2 separate regions of the Homo sapiens genome follow, and region 2 is linked to region 1. Evidence: chromatin loops called from intact Hi-C (ENCODE). Cell type or tissue: pancreas. All regions are shown on one strand. Links, peaks and the distances in the headings refer to the core of each region. The heading gives the core; the rest is flanking DNA. Region 1 has its middle 13 kb from the start of MXI1. Region 2 has its middle 65 kb from the start of MXI1.

Region 1 (5,380 bases), core at 189-5,188:
TATTTTTTAAATTGACAAACACAAGTTGTATACATTTATAATGTGCAACATGTTGTTGTGTTTATATGTGTATATACACAATATGTATACATTGTGGAATGACTAAATCAAGTGAACTAACATATTCATTACCTCATATATTTATCATCTTTTGTGGTGAGAAAACATGAAATCTACTCTCTTAGCAATTTTCAAGTATACAGTACATTGCTAGTAACTATAAGCACCATGTTGTAAATCGATTTATTGAATTTGTTCTTCCTGTCTAATTGAAAATTTTTTTTTGAGACAGAGTCTTGCTCTGTTGCCCAGGCTGGAATGCAGTGGCACGACTTTGTCTCACTGCAACCTCCGCCTCCCTGGTTCAAGCGCTTCTTGTGCCCCAGCCTCCCGAGTAGTTGGGATTACAGGTGTGCACCACCATGCCCTGCTAATTCTTGCATTTTTGGTAGAGACAGGGTTTCACCATGTTGTCCAGGCTAGTCTTGAACTCCTGACCTAAGGTGATCTGCCCCCCTTGGCCCCCCAAAATGCTGGGATTACAGAGGTGAGCCACTATGCCCAGACCTAACAGAAATTTTATCCTTTAGCCAACATCTCCTCAATTCTCCCTCCTGCTCCCATCATCTTTCAATTGTCTTTTTTATTTGGTTCGAGATCTTGCTGGTTCATAGAATGACGAATGATTTTTTTATGGAAACCTGGAAATTTTCCTGTTATGTTATAAGGCTCTGCATTTTATTTAGACCTTCTGTTTCATGTGGCTTTCTCTAACACCACCATGGCGGGGGAAGAAAAGGTACTGCCTTGTTACTGCTAGGTGGAGATAGAAGTCCAAGTTCCCTTGTTGGTCTCCATGGACACTTGAGGGGGCGCTGTGTTAAATTGTGCAGGAATGGGAGCGCCTCTGTGGTCACCACTAACCACAGTGGGGAGGGCCCTTATTACCAGCTGGTAAGATTGAAGGTCATGGCCCCTATTCTGCTTTCTCTGACATCATTCTTGTGGAGGAGTTTGGAAGGCGTGCTATAGCCTGGCTAGGGTGAAAGTTGAGGCTCCCCACTTGGCCTTTTCTGGTGAGAGTGTGGGTGGGGTCACAGTTTCTCTGTGGTACTTGGCTGCAGTAGAGTGCTTATTATCTAAAAGTTTTTGTCGTGTTAGGCTGTCCCCTTCCTGGTCCTTTGGCTAGAGAGAATAGGCTTTTGTTGAGACTGTTTTTGCCTCTGCACTTTTTGGTGTGTCCAGGTTACTGGCTTCTTCAGCTCCAAGCCTGGAACATATGAGGCAAAAATAAAATCCAGAGAATTAATCACTGTGTTGTTCCTAGGCTTCTGAGATCTCTGGGCAGTCTTCCTTTCTCTCTCCATCTTTTAGAGTTGTCTTATGCTTGTTTTATATATAATGTCTAAGGTTTGGGGTTGTGCTTAGGGGGAATAGAGAAAAGTATGTCTACCCCTTCTTTTTGAAAATAGAAATTCTTTCTGCCCCGTTTTTACTTACACCTCTTAACCAAAGCAAAAACCCACTAAAATTTCAGTATCTTTCCAACTTTCAGCGTAACTCATCAACATTTTTAAGCGATCAAAATCCTTTGCTAATAGAACGTCTCCATGAGATATTTTGGGCCCATCTTTCCAGAGAGCTAATCAGGCCTGAGTTATTCAAGTATCCTTTCTGGGTAAATCTGTTATCACAGTAAAATTAACCCCATCAAAGGATGTTAAATCTCCACAGTTCAAAGAGGGAAGATAGTTTTACACTCCGAATGGCTGTCCTAAAAACACCAAAATGCCCAGCTGTTGGGTCTTGCTTTACCACGTCAAAACTCCGACTGGTGGCTGGTGATGTCCCCAAATTAAGTATCTGCAGCCCACATCCCACTTTTTAGATTTGATCTCCTGGAGATGTGGCCTGAATTCCTATTATGTTTCTTTCAGCAAGGCAAGTGACCAAAATCAAATCAGAAACAAATCTCTGAATATTATTAATAAAGAAGTTTCCTTTGAACTAGAGTCTTTTTAACTGTGTTTCCCAGAGATTTCCTGTGCAGCTTCAAAAGGAGTTCATGTCCAGTTTGATTAAGACTTTATCTCAAATCCTAATGGAGACAGCCATTTTCTCAGAATACCCATAAGCATGAATGTTAGCCAGTTATATAGCCTTGTAAAAAAAAGCAACATAACCTCTCCTTGGGATCCACACTAGTAAAATGATTTTCTTCATTAGAAGTGAGAGGCAGCTATTTATCCAGCTCTGAACCCTGTGGCAGGAAAACTTCTGGAAACCCAGATAACTTTTCTGTTGGTACCATGTTTGCTGTTAGGTTCGTCCTGATATTGAACAAACATGGACAAAATGCTGTGTGTTGCAACCAGATAATATATTGTCTTTTATTTCACTATTATTTTAGTTATTTGGGGATTTGGAGAAAGAGGATGGGGTAGGGGATGGTTAATGGAGACAGATGGTCAATGCAATTATCACTTGAAAAACAGGTTTGTCCTTCAAAAATGACAACAGTGGACTCTCAATGGCAGGTGAAATTTGAAAAAGGATTAGGAAAGGATTACCTAAGAGAAAAAGAACAGGTGCATCCAGGGTGCTCCAGTGAGTGGGGAGGGTGAATGACACCCTCAAAATAGTCCTTTTGCATTTCAGTTCTATTTGTACTCTGGACTTTGACAATGGTCAGTGCTGGGTGAGTTTGGGCTCATCTTAAAGATGGGCAAAAGATAGAATGAGCAAAGAAGTTTCCCTCCATTCTTTGAAGGGAAAACAGAACTTAAAGATCATATGTTGTACTTTTGGCCGGGCGCGGTGGCTCACACCTGTAATCCCAGCACTTTGGGAGGCCAAGATAGGCGGATCACGAGGTCAGGAGATCGAGACCATCCTGGCTAAAACGGTGAAACCCCGTCTCTACTAAAAAATACAAAAAAATTAGCCGGGCATGGTGGCAGGCGCCTGTAATCCCAGCTACCGAGGAGGCTGAGGCAGGAGAATGGCGTGAACCCGGGAGGTGGAGCTTGCAGTGAGCCGAGATTGTGCCACTGCACTCCAGCCTGGGTGACAGAGCAAGACTCCGTCTCAAAAAAAAAAAAAAAAAAAAAAAATCATATGTTGTACTTTTTAGTGAAAAGATGTACAGATGTACCTGAAGAAAAGGCAGGAAACCGACAACTTTCAAAGCTCTCCACTCTGCGTGAGCCCCAGTTCTCCTCTTCCCGACCCTGGGAATAGGTAGGGAAAGAATATTAACTATCTGGGGAAGGTGGCTGTAAAGTCAAGGCAAGAATTTCTATAAGAGAACTTATCAAGGAGTATTATGGATGGAAGTGATCATCTGGCCCATACTCATTAAACAAATGAAGAGACTGAACCGTAAGTGATGCAATGACCTGCCTAAGGTCACGACAAGTTATTGGCAAAGTCACAGCTGGAAATCAGGGAGTCAGGTCCCTTTTATCCACCCCAGCCCTTTTCTTTATGCTATGAGTAGTGCTATTTTGGCTAGGCACGATGGCTCAAGCTTATAATCCCACCACTTTAGGAGGATGAGGAAGGAGGATTGCTTGAGCCCAGGAATTTGAGACCAGCCTGGGCAACAACGTAGTGAGACCCTGTCTCTACAATAAATAAATAAATAAATAAATACGTGTGTGTGTGTGTGTGTGTGTGTGTGTGTGTGTGTGTGTGTATCCAGGAAGAGTGGTGGCTTGCATCTGTAGTTCCAGCTACTTAGGAGGCTGAGGCAGGAGGATTACTTGAGCCCAGGAGTTTGAGGCTGCAGTGAACTATAATTGTGCCATTGCATTCCAGCTTGGGCAACAGAGTAAAACCCTGTCTCAATTTTTTTTTTTAAAAGAGTAATACTATCTTAACAGGCTTGGCCTATGTCTTTCCCTTAAAAGCTGAAAGATGGGAACAGAGGGTTCTGAGCCTACATTCTGTTCAGCAGAGGGACTCCTTGAGGAGCTCCAGGTTTTATAGTACTGCACTCCCACCTGCAGTACCAATGGCCCCTGCTCTCCTGCTATTGCCAGATGTTGGGAGAGGGGGATCTGTAGGGGACCTCTGGGAAAGATAACAGCGATAAAATAATAACAACTACTTATTGAGTGCTTTGTCCATGCCAGACACTGGGCGAAGTGGGCATTTTACAGGCATTATCTCATTTGATTCTCATGATAATCTTGTGAGGCAAGTATAATTATCGTTCCCATTTTGCAGATGAAAAACTGAGGTTCAAAGGGGTTATGTAACTTGCCCAAGCTTATATACCCCCAAAGTAATTGACAGAAATAGAATTTGCACCTATCTCTGTCTGGCTCCAAACTTCAAGCTTTAGACCCTGTGTTGTGTGACTTCTCAAGGCGGACTTCACTCTGAGCTCCCCAAGTCACAGGAGAAATTTGGGTGGCTGCTTAACTCACATACACAAAGGAAATGAAATTTGACATATACTGGCTTTGCTGTTTCTGGATGGAGGTGGTTAGTGGGAAGGTTGATGTCTCTGGAGGGCACTGAGCTCCCAAGAGATGGTACTGGGCACTCTGGTGTGACCTTGAAAACACGATGGCTGCACAGTCCAGCTCCACTCTGACTGTGGCTGACTTGGTCTCTGGGATGTGGCCCAGCAGAGCTCCCTGAAGGCAGAACTTTGGGTAGGTGACGTTTGTCACATGTCTCCATTCCTTTCCTACGTAGGGGTTGCCCACTCTGGGCCAAACCCCATTTTCCTTCCTATGATCTCCAAGATTTTAGCTCCCTTCTATCAGTGATTCCCAAGCACAGCTGCCCACTATAATAACCTAGGAAGCCTTTTTAAAATTATTAGTATCTGGACCACATTTCAAGAGATTCTGATTTAATTATTCTCAGTTGTTTCCCAATTAAGGTTGCCAGATAATATATAGGATGCTCAGTTAAATTTTAATTTCAAATGACAATGAGTAATTTTTAGCATAAATATGTCACAAATATTACATGGGCCATATTTATACTAAAACATGATTTGTTGTTTATCACAGATTTAAATTAACTGGGCATCCTGTATTTTCACTAGAAAAATTTGGCAATCCTATCCCCAAGTGATTCTGATGTACAGGCACAGGCTGAGAATCTGCCATATGCGATCCACAGTCCTTGCAAATGCACCTATGCATTACTCTCCGCTTCACTACCTCTGGCCAGGGCAGCAAATGCATGCATTTTCTTAGGGTCTTCTGTGAATAATGGCCTAGTGTCTGCCCTTTAACTCAGCAGTGGGGCTGATCATGTGAAGGGGAAGACAGACACCGTGAGAAGTCACCGTGGGTGCACATAGGAGGTTGGTAATGTCTGATAAATAACTAGAGGTTCTGCCTACTCCCTGGGCTGG
Region 2 (5,380 bases), core at 114-5,113, 52 kb before region 1:
AATCAATATGTAGTACAAACTTGCAGCACCAGATGAAAGGACTTATAGGCAAGATTTTCCTCATTGTCTATATTAGACTCGCACTCAAAAAGCTGGTAAATATGTCAGCCCTATAGAAAGACCATTGCAGAGTGTTAATTGGACTTCTTAGACCAAACAGTGTCCCTTCAGATTGATATTTAGACTTGAAATTTTTGAGAAAAACTTGGATTTCCCAAAGCAATATAACATATCCTAGCAGATAGGGATGGAAATTAGGAAGTAGTACAGTTATAAAATGCAGGCTTTATTATTATTTTTTTCTTTGAGACAGTCTCACTCTGTCGCGCCCAGGCTGGAGTGCAGTGGCATGATCTCGGCTCACTGCAACCTCCGCTTCCCAGGTTCAAGCAATTCTCCCGCCTGTCTCCCAAGTAGCTGGGATTACAGTTGCCCACCACCACGCCCAGTTAATTTTTTGTATTTTTAGTAGAGACAAGTTTTCACCGTATTGGCCAGGCTGGTCTGGAACTCCTGGCAGTTGATCCACCTGCTTTGGCCTCCCAAAGTGCTGGAATTACAGGCATGAGCCACTGCACCCAGCAAAATGCAGGCCTTAAGAGGCAGACTCAGCCGGGCCCAAGTAATCCCAGCACATTGGGAGGCCGAGGCGGGCGGATCACGAAGTCAGGGAATTGAGACCATCCTGGCCAGCATGGTGAAACCCCCTCTCTACTAAAGATACAAAAATTAGCTGGGCATGGTGGTGCACGCCTGTAGTCCCAGCTACTCGGGAGGCTGAGGCAGGAGAATCGCTTGAACCTGGGAGGCAGAGGTTGCAGTGAGCCGAGACTGTGCCACTGCACTCCAGCCTGGCAACAGAGCGAGACTCCATCTCAAAAAAAGGGCAGGCTCTTTTGGATTTCCCTCTGGTACTCCTGACTTATCTTTTCTGGGTTTATAAAACAAATATAGTGACAGTCCCCAGCCTGGACCTGGAGCTACAGTTCTGCTAGACTCTTCTCAATGGTTTTCTGGCTGTGTTCTGTCCTTCCTTGAAGACCATTTTCTTTCATAGACAGTCAAGATCTAAACTAATTGTTTTTTTTTTTTTTTCCAAAAGCAATAGCTTCTGAAGATTTTCACTAAGCAGGAGCTAGGGAGGAAGTAGTTGTTGCGTGCTATAACTCACCCCTTTCCTGTTGAGTAATGCTGTAGAGGTTGGATTCAGTGGCAACTGGCTTGCTAGACTTTGACTTCAGAGTAGATGAGCTCCTAGTTTTATGAGAGAACATGTAGATACAGCCAGCTTGTTGGCATGCACAGGCAGTCTCTTCCAAAGGTGTTTGCTGGACTAAGGAGTTAAAGTTCAACATTTCTTCCTACCTGATTTCTGTTTTGGAAATGTTGGCTTCAATTGTTTCAACTGAAATAAAGGTCATTTGAGGCTATTAGGATAACCAAGACTGTATCCCAAATATTATCTACTGGTCCACATCGCGGGGAGGGGTAAGACTCACTGCACCCGGATGTTTGGGTATCTTAAGCCTTTTAAATTATTTAATTTAAAATATCCTGTGTGGTAATTGAGATGTTTTGTTTTTAAATTATTTTTAAAATAGTGTTTTACTTTAGAACATATTTTCAAAATATGAAATTTTTTGATATGTAGGTATGGTCGTGTGTCTCCATTTTGACCTTTAAGTTAATATTGAGCAAGGGTATATGCACATGTACTTGCCAAAGCCAAGCTGAGCATGGGTCAATTAACTGCAGAGGAACAGGGCAGGCTGGGTGGGGCAAGCTCAGGAATTCTACCCACTCACTGAGCAAAGTCAGGCACTGGGGGAACAGCTTGAGCTGGAGAGCTAGTAGGAAGCCCAGCCCAGCCAGTGAAACATGGAGCCTCGAGAACATAGCCATCGGCCAAAAGCGTAGTCTGGTAAATGGTCTGCATCAGGGAAGTGGGAGTCCCAGTCAGGATTCTGGAGTAAGAAAGCAGGATGGCAGAAGCCCAGTAGCATGTGTAGGAGTGCCAGCCACAGGCTTAGCTCTAAGAGCAGCGCTTCCTCTACTTCCTGTGGGGTAATGGCAAGATCATGGCAGGACCTCAGGCTTAAGGGGCCTGGGTATAGTTAGCAGTTCCTCAAGACAGGAACTCGGATAGAAGGAAAATGACAGATGGGAATCCTGTTATCAGAACTGAGGTACACAATACTGCTCAGAATTCCAGAAGCCAGGCAGTGCTCAGAGCCAAGACAAGGTCAGGACTGGCCTGGGGACAGGCTTGGCTTGGTGCCCAGTGAGTCCCAGAGCCAGGAGCTAGAGCTACCTCAGTTCCGCTGGCCTCATTAGGACTAGTCCTGGACACCACAGCCAGGTAAGTCGGTCAAGTGGCCCTAGTCGTTGTGGGAGAGGCACACTGCAGAGACAGGGAAGGGCCCTGACATGGCTTTCACAATGGAAGCAACCCTGTGTGATAACAAGACAGCCACGTAAGAGTGGCTGCAGGAATGAGTTAATATTTCACACCAGAACCTACCTGAGGACTAGCAAAGATGAATAAGCAAAGGCCAAGTGCTACTGAAACACTCGCTGTGAAGATGGCCCCATGTTTCCTGTGAACTAATTTTCCAATCGGGAGGCAGTTTCACTATAGAAAAATTTAGCTCCAGTGATGTCTCTGCCCTTCCCCGCCCCCAACCCCGCCACCCTCTTACCAGGAGTCACTATAAGATGCACCTCAAGAACACTAATTGAATAGAAGAGAATCGAAGACAGTGGTCTGTGTTTCCTCCTCCTATAAAAAATGAGGCTATGATTTTATGCTGGCAAAACACCTTCGATTCCACATGGCGTCCTCCATAACCCTCTGGTTGTGGCAATAGCCGTTTGCCACTGAGTCAGAGGCCTCTCTGATTTGTCTTGCCACATCCACCCAAATAATGACCTCTCAGTTCACTCCTCCAACCTGCTTCCGGAGAGAATGGCTTCCTTAGGACCGTACCTGTAGCAGCTCCAATCTGTCATCATCTGGGGGACTCAGGAGCCAGCTGCATGAGTCATCCAGTCCTCTACTCCCACAGTTGTCCATAGAACACCTAGCCCTGCCACCTGGCAAGCCAGCCTTCTTTCCCACCCCATCTTCCCCAACCTGGGTACCCAGCAGAAGACATATACCCTCCCAGTGACCGCCTTAGCTCTCCAAGCACCCTTCTCCACCTGGGCACACTGATAGAGGATGTTTCCTTTCATCAAAATGACTTCTTCCTTTACCAAACTCCAGTAGCACTTCAGGATCATACTTAGCCTGTCTTGTAAGCATTATTGATTATGCATCTGTCTCCCCTACAAGATCATAAGCTCTGGGAAAGCAGGGACTGTATATACCTTGTTCATCCTTTTGTCCTTCACCATGCATGGCCAAAAATAGATTCTTCCTTTCTGTTGCTCACAAGGGACAACACTGTTCATGTTGGTGACATGTTAATAACATGTACATAGCAGAAAGATGTTCTCATATATCTTAAATAGTGAAAGTCAGGAAGTGGCTTAGGGTGAAAATCCTCCTTGGAGCCATTAGTCTGATCTATAAAGCTAATAATAATAATAGCTACAGTTTATCAAGTGCCTACCATGTAGGCTTTGTACTACATGTTTTAATTACATTATCTCATTTAATCCTCAATCATGCACTATATGGTTATCCACCAAAGGGGGAAACAGGTTTAGAGAGAGGCTAAGGAATTTTTCTCATTTCACCACTTAGTAAGTGGATTCAGACTCTTAAGTCTGTTTCTAACTGTTATGCCAGGTTATTCACTGAGTGCAGCCTTCTTGCCAGCTGGTAGGAAAATCAGGTATTAGAGCTTGCAGCAACATCACAGAAGCCTTCCCCAACTTGTCTCTCTCATGGCTAAAGTGGCTTCTAGGTGAGAAAGAGTTCGCATCCCCACTGGCATTTGCTAATCTAGGGTGCAGAGGGCCTTCCAGAGCACCACAGTGTCACTTCAGTTAGGTAGCCAAGGATAACTTTGGGAATGTGAAAAGGATAAAAGACTGGGTGCTGGTCTTAGCAAACCCTACTACAAGCATGCTGATAAAATGAATAGTGATAGCACACTTTCACTATTCTGATCAGCAGTGTGGTTTTCTAATTCATGTATTGTCCATTGGGTCTTCACTAATTGTTTATTTTACTGAGGGCTGCTGCCATCGATAGAGGTTGTTGGCACATTTTAACCCTGAGTAAAATGTAATAGCTAGAATTTACTGAGCACCAGGTACTTTAAGTTGATGCATTAATTTAATACAACAAACCTCTGAGGTAGATTGTTATCATCTCCATTTTACAGAGAAGAAAACTAAAGCTTAGAGAAGTTGCCCAAGATCACACTGTTAGTGTCAAAGCTGGGGTTCAAACCTAAGCAATCAAACTTGAGAGTTTATACTTCCACTTCCCTGATTCCCAAAAATACTTGCCATCTTATTCATCATCTTAGTTTACTGTGGATCTCTGGGGACAGCTGGCGTCAGTTAAATAAAACATTACATTATACTGGGCTTGTGTTTTCTTTCCCACTCAATTTGATGATAGAATAGCTATGACACATGATATGCTGCATGTTATCTCATTAAGCAATTACACCAATAATACCCTGAAATTTCCACATTTGAAATTGTTGTAGCACTTTTTTTCTTTGTCCAATAGTAAGGCATTATTGCTCTAGAGTCATAGAGACCTGAGTTTGATTCCTACCTCTTCACTTTTCTATTAAATGGGTATAATAATTATGCTAAACTCTTAGGGTTGTAATAAGAATTAAGCAAGATTATAATATACAAAAAAAACTTAGCACGGACTCTAGTATCAGGAAGCCCTCAACTGATGTTGGTATTGTTTGTATTATCACTTTTCTCTATCTCGATCTGCTAGAAGAGAATGCATATTAGGAGACAGATTAAACAATGGCTGGCTTATCTCTCACAGTTACCCACTTGAAATTTGTCATTCCTATTCTTTACGGAATTCTTTGCTGAATTGTGACCAGTTTTCTACTCTTTGAAAAAGGACAGAAGATGAGTAATGGACAGATAAGTTATGTAATTTACTCTTTTCCAGTAAGAAACCCCATTGTTGGGAAGTATGATTTGTGCCTTGAGAAGGTGATGGATTAAAAGATGATGATGACTCCCCCCAGACAAAGATGGTCTAGAGCAGCAGCTTCAAGATCAATGGGAATACCTAGACTGCAAGCAGCTTCCTGGAGAATTCTAGAGGAATATGACAGACAAGTCACTGTGGTTCTAAGATGTGTTCAGTGGAAGCAGCCGCCTTTCAGGCTGTTGTTGAAAGGAATTTTTTAGCTCTCTTTGCCCCTTGAAAGCTGAGGAGGCACAG

Evidence for each region. Peaks named below come from ENCODE experiments on the same cell type or tissue, not always from the same donor. Only the 100,000 strongest peaks of a DNase experiment are listed, where the experiment ranks them.
Region 2: a loop joins it to region 1, with 2.0 times the contacts of the local background. A loop is called at or near these places in 87 of 110 quality-filtered maps.

What each region holds. Positions count from the first base shown.
Region 1 is chr10:110,191,801-110,197,180 of GRCh38, forward strand. No RefSeq gene overlaps it. Among named protein-coding and RNA genes, the nearest start is that of MXI1, 13 kb to the right of the region's middle. In pancreas, for the core only: no CTCF peak of the experiment used is centred there; no DNase peak of the experiment used is centred there.
Region 2 is chr10:110,140,150-110,145,529 of GRCh38, forward strand. No RefSeq gene overlaps it. Among named protein-coding and RNA genes, the nearest start is that of MXI1, 65 kb to the right of the region's middle. In pancreas, for the core only: no CTCF peak of the experiment used is centred there; a DNase peak (open chromatin) is centred at 2,282.